Linked DNA regions of Homo sapiens: region 1 is linked to region 2. Evidence: read pairs that join two places in POLR2A ChIA-PET (ENCODE). Cell type or tissue: OCI-LY7. All regions are shown on one strand. Each heading gives the region's core, and the rest is flanking DNA. Links, peaks and the distances in the headings are about the cores only.

Evidence for each region. ChIA-PET counts read pairs that join two places held together with the same protein. Peaks named below come from ENCODE experiments on the same cell type or tissue, not always from the same donor. Only the 100,000 strongest peaks of a DNase experiment are listed, where the experiment ranks them.
Region 1: POLR2A ChIA-PET joins it to region 2 with 5 read pairs; 2 of 35 experiments call an interaction of 5 or more read pairs at or near these places.

What each region holds. Positions count from the first base shown.
Region 1 is chr16:23,681,762-23,686,998 of GRCh38, reverse strand. It overlaps PLK1 (polo like kinase 1), which reads right to left. Exons shown (of 10, transcript NM_005030.6): 4 at 4,842-4,935; 5 at 2,910-3,129. Among named protein-coding and RNA genes, the nearest start is that of PLK1, 5.5 kb to the right of the region's middle. RefSeq lists an enhancer at 1-11. In OCI-LY7, for the core only: no CTCF peak of the experiment used is centred there; no DNase peak of the experiment used is centred there; H3K4me3 peaks cover 118 bases.
Region 2 is chr16:24,541,168-24,546,666 of GRCh38, reverse strand. RBBP6 (RB binding protein 6, ubiquitin ligase) reads right to left here. Exons shown (of 18, transcript NM_006910.5): 2 at 405-504. Among named protein-coding and RNA genes, the nearest start is that of RBBP6, 4.4 kb to the right of the region's middle. RefSeq lists an enhancer at 5,451-5,499. In OCI-LY7, for the core only: no CTCF peak of the experiment used is centred there; a DNase peak (open chromatin) is centred at 2,516; H3K4me3 peaks cover 3,537 bases; H3K27ac peaks cover 2,874 bases.

The sequences.
Region 1 (5,237 bases), core at 1-5,000, 860 kb after region 2:
AAATTTTAACGCTGATTATATCTGGGCAGTAGAAACACAGATTATTCTTATTGTCTTTTTCCTTATTTATTTATTCCCCCACCACCATGTGCTAATTCTCCTTGTATAATATAAAATGTTTAAGTTTTCAATTAAAAAACGATGTCATGATAGGGACTTGGGTATGAAATAATAAGATATTAGGGATTTGCTTTAAACACTCCAGCAAGGCCAGGCCCAGTGGCTCACACTTGTAATCCCAACACTATGAGAGACCGAGGCAGGTAGATTGTTTGAGCTCAGGAGTTTGAGACCAGCCTGAGCAACATGGCAAAACCCTGTCTTTACTAAAAATACAGAAACTAGCTGGACATGGTGGCACACCTGTAGTCCTAGCTACTTGGGAGGCTGAGGTGGGAGAGTCACTTGAACGCAGGAGGTGGAGGCTGCAGTGAGCCATGATCTTGCCACAGCACTCCAGCCTGGGCAACAAAGCAAGAATGTCTCAAATAAATAATAATAAATAGTAAATAATAATTTTTTAAAACACCGGTAACAAAAAAGGCAGGAGGCTGGAATAAATAAAACAGTCTGTCCAAATGTTGATAACTAGTAAAAATAGATGAAACATGGGACTCATCATACAGTTCTCTCCACCTTCGGGTAACTGAAAATTTCCTTAAGTTTTTAAAATGCTATATAAAAAATTAAAACTGAAAGAAAAAAAGTAGGAGTCTGAGGCAGGAGGATCACTTGAGCTCAGGAGTTTGAGACCAGTGTGGGCAAGACCTCATCTCTACCAAAAATTTAAAAATTGGTCAGACGCGGTGGCACATGCCTAAAGTCTCAACTACTTGGGAGGCTGAGGCTGGAGGATCACTTGAGCCCAGGAGATCAAAGCTACTGTGAGGTACGACTGTGCCACTGCACTCCAGCCCGGGAGACAGAGCAAGACCCTGTCTCAAATTTAAAAAAATAAATAAAAGCAGAGAAATAAGTAATCCTTTAAAATATAGCCCAAAGAATAAAAATATCCATGAGTCTATTTCAGACATAACCAAATAAATAAATCAATCGGAGAGAAGGAACAGCTCTTCCTTACAGAAGAATTCCAATTATTAAATGCAAAAAAAGTGAGGAAAAGAAAAATTACCATTAGAACATCATTCTAGGCAGGGCACAGTGGCTCACACCTGTAAATCCTAACACTTTGGGAGGCCGAGGAGGATCACTTGAGGGCAGGAGTTTGAGATAAGCCTGGTCGACATAGTGAGATCTTGTCTTTACAAAAAAAAAATTTTTTTTTTTTTTTGAGACAGAGTCTCGCTCTGTTGCCCAGGCTGGAGTGCAGTGGTGAGACCTCGGCTCACTGCAACCTCCGCCTTCCAGGTTCAAGTGATTCTTGTGCCTCAGTGTCCCGAGTAGCTGAGATTACAGGTGCACACCACCACGCCCGGCTAGTCTTTTGTATTTTTAGTAGAGACAGCGTTTCGCCATGTTGCCCAGGCTGATCTCGAACTCCTGAGCTCGGGCAATCCACCCACCTCGGCCTCCCAAAGAAAAAAATTTTTTAATTAGCTGGGTATGGTGGCACATGCCTGTAGTCCTAGCTACTCTGGAGGGTAAGGCAGGGGGACTGTTTGAGCCCAGGATGTTGGGGCTGCAGTAAGCTATGAGTGAGCCACTGCATTCCAGCCTGGGTGACAGCAAGTCCTGAGACCTGTCTCAAAAAAAATTCCACTGTAATAATTGCTGCAAGGTATGTAGGAACTCTGGGGAGTTTTTTGTTGTTGTTGCAACTTTTCTGTATAAGCCTAAAATTATTCCAAAATGAAGTTTAAGAAAAACCAATACCTAAAAATTGAAAACTGAAAAATGAACTGAAGTTGTACATCAAATTGGTGATATATCCACAGAGAAAAAAAGTATTTCAAGTGACTTTTTAAAACTATGTATCCTTAGTGAAATCGAGATCATACCACTCCCCTCCAGCCTAGGAGACAGAGCCAGACCCTGTCTCAAAAAAAAAAAAAAAAAAAAAAAAAAAAAAAAAAAAAAAAAAGGCCGGGCCTGGTGGTTCACGCCTGTAATCTCAGCCCTTTGGGAGGCCGAGGCAGGCGGATCACGAGGTCAGGAGATTGAGACCATCCTGGCTAACACAGTGAAACCCCGTCTCTACTAAAAGATACAAAAAAACAGCCGGGCATGGTGGTGGGCGCCTGTAGTCCCAGCTACTCAGGAGGCTGAGGCAGGAGAACGGCGTGAACCCGGGAGGCAGAGCTTGCAGTGAGCCGGGATCACGCCACAAAAAAAAGGAAATTTTTATGTTTTTCAATGAATCATGAAAAAGTGTTAGAAATTTTTTTAAAGGCCAGATGTAGCAGCTCATGCCTGTCATCCCAACACTTTGGTGGAGGTGAAAGGATCGCTTGAGCCCAGGAGTTCCAAGACCAGCCTGGGCAACATGGCAAAACACTGTCTCTACAAAAATTAGAAAAGTCAGCCAGGCATGGTGGTGCATGCCTGACAGTCCCAGCTACTTGGGAGGCTGAGATGGGAGGATCAATTGAGCCCTAGAGTTGAAAGCTGCAGTGAGCTGTGATTGTGCCTCTGCACTCCAACCTGGAAAATAGAGGAGAGACCCTGTCTCCAAAAAATTAAATTAATTAAAGTGATTTGAAAGAATTTTTCAGGCTTGGCATTCAATCCATTTTCTTCTTCTTGGGCATGGTACGTTTATCCAGCCATGGTAAGGTCAGTCTTTCCTGGCAGGGCCGAGAAGCAGATGGGCATTGGAACCACGGATTGAAGGACAGAGGCCTGTCCTACTCCACACCTGAGCTCTCAGGGCCAGGGACTAAGCTGCACACACCCCTACAACCTGGGCTTTCTCTGGGGGGTCTGCTCTCTTACCCAGACCCTTGTTGTACCTTTATTGAGGACTGTGAGGGGCTTCCGGTTGCTGGGGTCCAGGCTGCTGGGAGCAATCGAAAACCTTGGTGGAATGGTCAGGCAGGTGATGGGGAGACGGGCAGGGATATAGCCAGAAGTAAAGAACTCGTCATTAAGCAGCTCGTTAATGGTTGGGCGGGCAGTGGGATCTGTCTGAAGCATCTTCTGGATGAGGGAGGCGGCCACGGGGTTGATGTGCTGGGGCAGAGAGAGGGACAGCCATAAGCAGAATGTGAAGGGGACCTGGAGTACAGTACGGCCTCAAAGGAGCTGCAGGTCCCCAGCCCACATGCAGCCCCCAGTCTCAAATACACCACAGGTCAGTGGTTCACAACTTGGTTCAATGCCAAGTTCTCCACTGTCAGCTTTACTGAGCACCATTGACAGAAGGGTCAATGGACTGTGGCCGAACACCAACTCACTTTCCTAGCACTCACTATGTGCCAGGAAAGCATTCTAAGCACTCCTGTGTTTAGCTCACTTAGCCCTCACCAACTCATCTAAGGGGTGGGGATCTATTATCATCCCTTTTTCACAGAGGAGGAAAGTGAGGCACAGAGAGGGTGAAGGCCTTGTCTAGCTGGCTTGATTCCATGCTGTCTCTGACAGTGAACTGACACTTTGTGATGGATTTACTATGTCTGTCCTTATGGTGACAGGCCTCCTGGCTTCACACAAGGACACTACACTTCAAACTGGCTGTGTGCTAGGCTTCTGCAGGAACCAGCTATTCCTTTAAATGTATTTCTGTTGGTGGTTGTGAAAATGCACACCATGGCCGGGCGCGGTGGCTCACGCCTGTAATCTCAGCACTTAGGGAGTCCGAAGCAGGTGGATCACAAGGTCAGGAGATCGAGACCATCCTGGCTAACACGGTCAAACCCTGTCTCTACCACAAATACAGAAAAAAGAAGCCGGGCATGGTGGCTGGTGCCTGTAGTTCCAGCTACTCAGGAGGCTGAGGCGGGAGAATGCCATGAACCTGGGAGGCAGAGCTTGCAGTGAGCCGAGATTGTACCACTGCATTCCAGCCTGGGCGACAGAGCGAGACTCCATCTCAAAAAAAAAAAAAAAAAAAAAAAGAAAATGCACACAACTATGCCATTAGGAAGCCCTGGGATTCACAGTGATTCATAATTCTGAGAGCACTCACCACATGCAAGGCACTCTGTGAGGTGCTCCAAGGCAGGAACTCCACTTTATATATGGAAACTATGGTTCAGAAGATGCAGGCCAGGCTGGGTATGGTGGCTCACGCCTGTAATCCCAGCACTTTGGGAGGCCAAGGCGGGTGGATCACCTGAGGTCAGGAGTTCGAGACCAGCCTGGCCAACATGGTGAAACCCCGTCTCTACTAAAAATACAAAAAAAAAAAAAAAAAGCCAGGCGAGGTGGTGGGTGCCTGTAATCCCAGCTACTTGGGAGGCTGAGGCAGGAGAATCGCTTGAACCTGGGAGGTGGAGGTTGCAGTGAGTCAAGATCATGCCACTGCACTGGGCAACAAGAGCAAAACTCCACCTCAAATAAAAAAAAAAAAAAAAAAGATGCAGGCCATTTGCCCAATGTGATCTCGCTAAGTGGCAGAATCCATTTGAATTAAGATAAACCATTTCTAAAGATTAAGCACTTTTGCCTCCTACTCCTTCCTACCTCCTTTGTTTTTTGCTTTTTACACAACTTTTGGGTTACCCAATCTCTTGAGAATCTGCCAACTCTCTCCCCCTAGAAAAAATGCTTATGTGCACATACATGTCAAGTTCTGTATGCAATTTCAGACACAGGCCCTCTCAAGCTCTGTGGCTACCTTAGAGGTGGGATAGACCTATTTCTGGTCCTAGGATATTGCTGGGCTCCATAAACAGCTTCTGGGGAAAACAAAATAAATGTAAACTTAAAGCATCATTAGTCACCTTGGGAATACTGTATTCATTCTTCTTGATCCGGAGGTAGGTCTCTTTTAGGCAAGAAGTCTCAAAAGGTGGTTTGCCCACTAACAAGGTATACCTGTAAGCACAAGGTAGGATTTGGCACCAGTCTCCCAGCCACAACCCAGACATGAGAGAAATCATCTCAGGGTCAGAACAAAGGTCAGGCATCCTCTGGACACTCACTCTAACTCTGGGGCCCCTGAAGACAATCCCTAAGTCCACTGAGCAGCCCCAGAAGCCATGACATTGGCTAGAATAAGCCCTCAGCAGAATACACATGGTGAGACCAGGATTCTTAAGGGCCAGTGATTTTTTAGCTATAGCCTGTGGTCATCTAGGACTCTGTGCAAGGGCCTCAGATGCTGCCTGTCATGCAAA
Region 2 (5,499 bases), core at 243-5,242:
GTTAGCATTACTGAATACTCTTGATGCTGTCAAAATATTTAGGACCGATGTCTACAACACCAAATTTTTGTAGTGAAGAAAACTGAAGGAACCCCCACAAAAAAAAGTAGTCAAAGAAAGGCACAGAAATAATGTGAATATCACTTTCTTGTATCTGTAAATACTGGCCATATGGAGAAAAATTTTTCCTAATAATGGCCCTCTCACAACAGGCTAAGTCAATTTAACTGGGGGAGGAAATCAAAAACAAACGAACAAAGAAACCTACTATCCTCACAGTCTTGAGAAGATGTATTCATTAAGGTTAAAGTAATGAGTTCAGTTCTAAAATACAGTTTTTTCTCACAAAATTAAAAAAACTAAAAAAAGTCTATTTTGAGAAATACATGAGATTTGATACTTACATAACATATGTCTTGCTTGTAGATTTAACACCTCCAATAGGAATTCTTCTAACAATTACAGAAGAATTCTTAGGAATCAGAGCATTATCATCAGTATATTCTGTAAATAAAAAGACAGAATTGAATTTCCATTTGGGGATTTGAGTGCGTAACCAAGAATTAGAAAACTTCAAATATAAATTTCATGGGAAATGACTTTAAATATAATAACTACAAGTTCCTTGCAACTAGATTACTGATATTGTCAGAACAAACATCCAAAGCCCTAAGAGGGCTTCTTTTCAAAGGACAACCAATATCATCAGCAGGTTCTTGGCTCTAGCACTTCTACTTTTGTGGAACTCCAAATCTCAGTAACACCGTCATTCTTTAGTTTAGTCTGAAATGCTGAACATGTGAATGGTGAAAAAGCCGTTATTCGGAATGAAGATATTCTGTCTCTCCTAGTCCCTAAACGTTAGTTGAGTATTACAATCCCTGCATTCACAGAAATTATTACTGAGGAAGATAGACTAAAAATTAAATTATGACGTTATGAATAAAGAGAAAATGGTTTTCTAATAAGGAATGAATAGTGGAATACAACTTCAGATAGAATGTTGATTCCAAGAAAGCCCCTTGGAGGAACTTCTACTGGATACTTAAAGACTGAGAACCCAGCCAGATACAGGAAAAAAACTGGTTGAGGACTATTTCAGGCAAAGGATAAAAAAAGCATGTAGAAAAATGATACGAAACGGCTTGAAGAGCCTAAGAAAATAAAAGAAAAGAATGACAGAAAGGTATAGACCATACACTGATTTATATTTTGTTTTGAAGTGCAACAGGAAGACACTGAAGGATTTTAAGCAAAGTGATTATTTGCTTTTTGTTAAAGAAAAAAAGACTACTGGCCAGGCGCGGTGGTTCACGCCTGTAATACCAGCATTTTGGGAGGCTGAGGGGGGCGGATCACGAGGTCAGGAGATTAAGACCATCCTGGCTAACACGGTGAAACCCCATCTCTACTAAAAATACAAAAAAATTAGGAAGGTTTGGTGGTGGGCGCCTGTAGTCCCAGCTACTCAGGAGGCTGAGGCAGGAGAATGGCATGAACCTGGGAGGCTGCAGTGAGCCGAGATCGCGCCACTGCACTCCAGCCTGGTGACAGAGCAAGACTCTGTCTCAAAAAAAGACTACTGTGGCACCAATGTGGAGCACAAACTGTAGGAGAACAAGAGTAGAAACCAGGGGACTAATAACCAGGCTGCTAAAAAATCCAGGTAGAGATAATGACGACCTGTGTTATGATGTGAGAAATAAAGACAGAATGTTTGCAGGTAGGATTGACAAAGCTTGCTGATGGACCGAATATGGGGGAGATGAAGGAAATGAAGAAGAAAGAGGAATCAGGCCAGAGGAATCCCTGGGTTCCTGGCTTCAGTCATCGGATAAACAGTGATGTCACCTTCTGGGAAAACCAAGAGGGAGAAGAATGGATCCTATTTTTACACTCCTTGGGCTATTTGCAATACTTGTATAAGAATGAAATTAAGAAAATGGACCTTAACTATGGTAAAAAGATTTGCTACAGAAAGAATCTGTAAAATTACCAAAAAGAAAAATTACCTAGAGATGCAAAAATGTATCCATCTCCTTTAATCACACAACCAGGCCTTTTTATTGTCATTAAGTTTACTTGCTTCACTTAAAGTTACTCTGCACAAAGTGACTATCTCTGTTCTTCCGATTATTACGCTTACCACATATGTAGGCATATTCGGCTTTTAATGTATATTAATTATTTTTAGTCATAATGCTAATAGTATTGTTAGAAATGAAATTGTTCAGGCAAGGGTTATTTTCTATATACTTCAAGTAGAAGGCACTATCTCACAGGCATTCAATTAGAGGTAGGCAATTTCCTAGATTTAGGCATGCCAATGTAGGACTATAATCTTTATCTTGGACAGTTCATGATAGCCCCAAATTCCGAGGAAGCTTTGAGTCAGAAAAACTGAGAGCATGGGGTGACTAGATTTTTTTAAAAGTTAATTCTAGAAATAAAACTTTGTGTCAAACACCTGACAGGAAGTTTCTGAATATGTAACAACTCAATGCACTCACAAGAGCTTTCCAAGACAGCTTATTAATTTGATTAGCACCGTACTGTGTCAAACTAAAAGGTGCCTCAATGCCCTTCAAAACAGATGTTCTAACTGACTTTTTAAATACCTGAATTACAATGATTTCTTACCCCTCAAAGTATCTTTCTAGGGGTAATAAAGACACTTTGGGGGTATTTCATTTAAAATACCTCCTTAACAAGTAGTCTGTTGGCTTCAAAAGACCCTTTCTGCTTGCCAGTTTTTTTGACCCCAGACATGAAAGGCATGGATGAAATGAAAAACAGAATGAATCCGAGAAATGGAGAGTAAGAAAGGTGACAAGGGTCATTTATAAACACTTCATATTCAGCTTCCAAACCTCTCACACTTTAATTTCAGAACGAAGGATGTTTTGTTTTTTAGGGGTCGGTGTGCAGAAAAGTTTCTCATATATAACAAAGATTACTTGATATTCATTTTGAAATACAGTCTAGAAACAAGCAGGATTCTTGTCTAAAATCCATGGAATTCTGACCCAAGCGTTTCAGTCTTATCAAGATTTAAGGGTCCTATGCCAGGCACAGTGGCTCAAGCCTATAATCCCAGCACTTTGGGATGGCCTTGGGAGGCCAAGGCAGGAGAACACTTGGGCTCAGGAGACCAGCCTGGGCAACATGGCAAAATCCCCATCTCTACCAAAATAAAATAAAAAAAAATTACAATAAATTAGCCAGGCATGGTGGTGTGTGGCTGTAGTCCAGCTACTTGGGAGGCTGAGGTGGGAGGATCACCTGGGCCTGGTAGGTTGAAGCTGCAATGAGCCAAAATTGTGCCATTATACTCTAGCCTGTGAGGATGTGTCTCCAAAAAAAAAAAAAAAAAAGATTTAAGGGACCTAAACATGCACATAATTCCAAAACTGTAAGGAAATGTTTTACAGAAACATGGTAGATTAGGGATTTTAAAATTATAAGAATGAAATTAAGAAACTGGACCTTAACTGTGATAAAAAGATTACCATAGTTTTCTTTAGTAAATATGTTGAATATCGGTGCTAAAACCAAATGGCATTCTACTCAACTGCCTTGTGACATTGGATACTATTTCCCATAAAACTAGTTAAGTAGCTACCATCAATATCTCTTTCTCTCTTAATTTGAGGACTGCATAAAATACACATTTTCTCCCTCAAAGCTCCCTTTTCTTAACAAACCGAACATCAAAGCTTTCTCCAATAAAGGGCAGTTCACATAAATATAAAAAAGAAAATGTGCTGGGCAAAAACACATTCCTGGCTTTCTGGGTTTGAATTACGTATCATTTATTTCCTGGGCTAGGAAAAAAAAATTGGTTACACAAAGTCACAAAACTCTTAAATTTCCGGACAGGATTCTTTTAACTATAACTTACCCAGTCTAAAGTTGCATTCACATGCCTGTAATCCCAGCCCTTTGGGAGACCCAGGTGGGTGGATCACTTGAGGCCAAGAGTTCGAGACCAGCCTGGCCAGCAAGACAAAACCCCATCTCTACTAAAAATACAAAAAAAAATTAGCTGGGTGTAGTGGCGCATGCCTGTAGTCCCAGCTACTTGGGAGGCTGAGGCATGAGAATCGCTCAAACCAGGGAGGCGGAGGTTGCAGTGAGCTAAGATGGTGCCACTGCACTCCAGCCTGGGTGACAGAGTGAGACTCTGTTTCAGGGGAAAAAAAAAAAAAAAGCTGCATTCAATTGTTGGGTCGAAAAGATGGATAACGCCTAGCCCTAATGATTCGATTGTGTAATACTCCAGTAAAATATGAAACCTGAATATATGACGATTAAAATTGCCTTAATATCCTTTAATTCCATTCATATTGTCTCTCCTCTCATTCATAAATACTCAATATGTCAAGATGGCCCAAACTTCTTATAAACCCATCTGTTCTGTGAAATGTGACTGTTGTAGTTAAGGGATGCTTGTGAGGCACTTAAATAAAGCTATTTCTCAACTGTTCATGACCACCACCAGTTTTTCCTCTCCTTAGGCAGAGGATTACACATAGCTCCAATTATCAAAGGGTATGACACTTGTTTTTAAAAGGTGGGGAAGCAGACAGTATTTTCACATAATATCATTTGAGCAAATAAATTCTTCCTTAATATTTTTGAGTCATGATATGCCAGCACTGCTGTTCCTTAACCTAATACAATTATACTTAGGTCTGCATTGTAAATGGAAAACTGGTCTTCTACATGACAAGATTTACTCTACCTAAACTACAGGCTGGAGGTGGGGGACCTCCCATTTCAACTAAAAGAATCCATGTCACACCTTAAGTGTGATAAAAATTTAGTGACTAAAAAAATACCCTAACCTAATTGTAACTTCACTTCTTCTCATTCCATCAGTAACTTTTAGAACACCGAACTGCTAAAAAATACACATCAGCATTACTGATCTGAGAAAAAGAAACCAAAACAAGTTCAGAGTCAGGAAAGACTGCTTGTCACATTTATCTACTGTTAAGTTCCCAATATTATCAAAATACTTTTGAAAAGGAGAAAGAATCTAACGATTCTTATCAGTGGCTTATTTGTACTCTATGGTAGCAGCCTATTTTTCAGTACCTTAGTATCAACAGTCACGTAAAATCTAGCAACTACTACTTTAAAAAAAATCAGTACTTTTGATCTTCACCGAATTGATAAAGCTTAAGAGTAATGTGATGAACTAACAGTTTAACTACTTAATTGCCGTATTACTAATTCTGGAATTGACACACAAGACAAGAGCGGTGACATCAGAACATTTCAAGATCCAAAAACAATTCCAATACTGATTAAATCCTCAAAAATATTAAAGTTCAGATCCCTTATCCACAACACAGGCAAGCAACTCCAAATAAATAAATGCGAGGAGGGAGGAAGGCAGGACATAAAATTTGCCATCAAACTCCACAATGTTGTTAGGTTAGAAAATTGTTTTTTTGGTTTTTTTTTTGTTTTTTTTTTTGCTGATTGAACAAA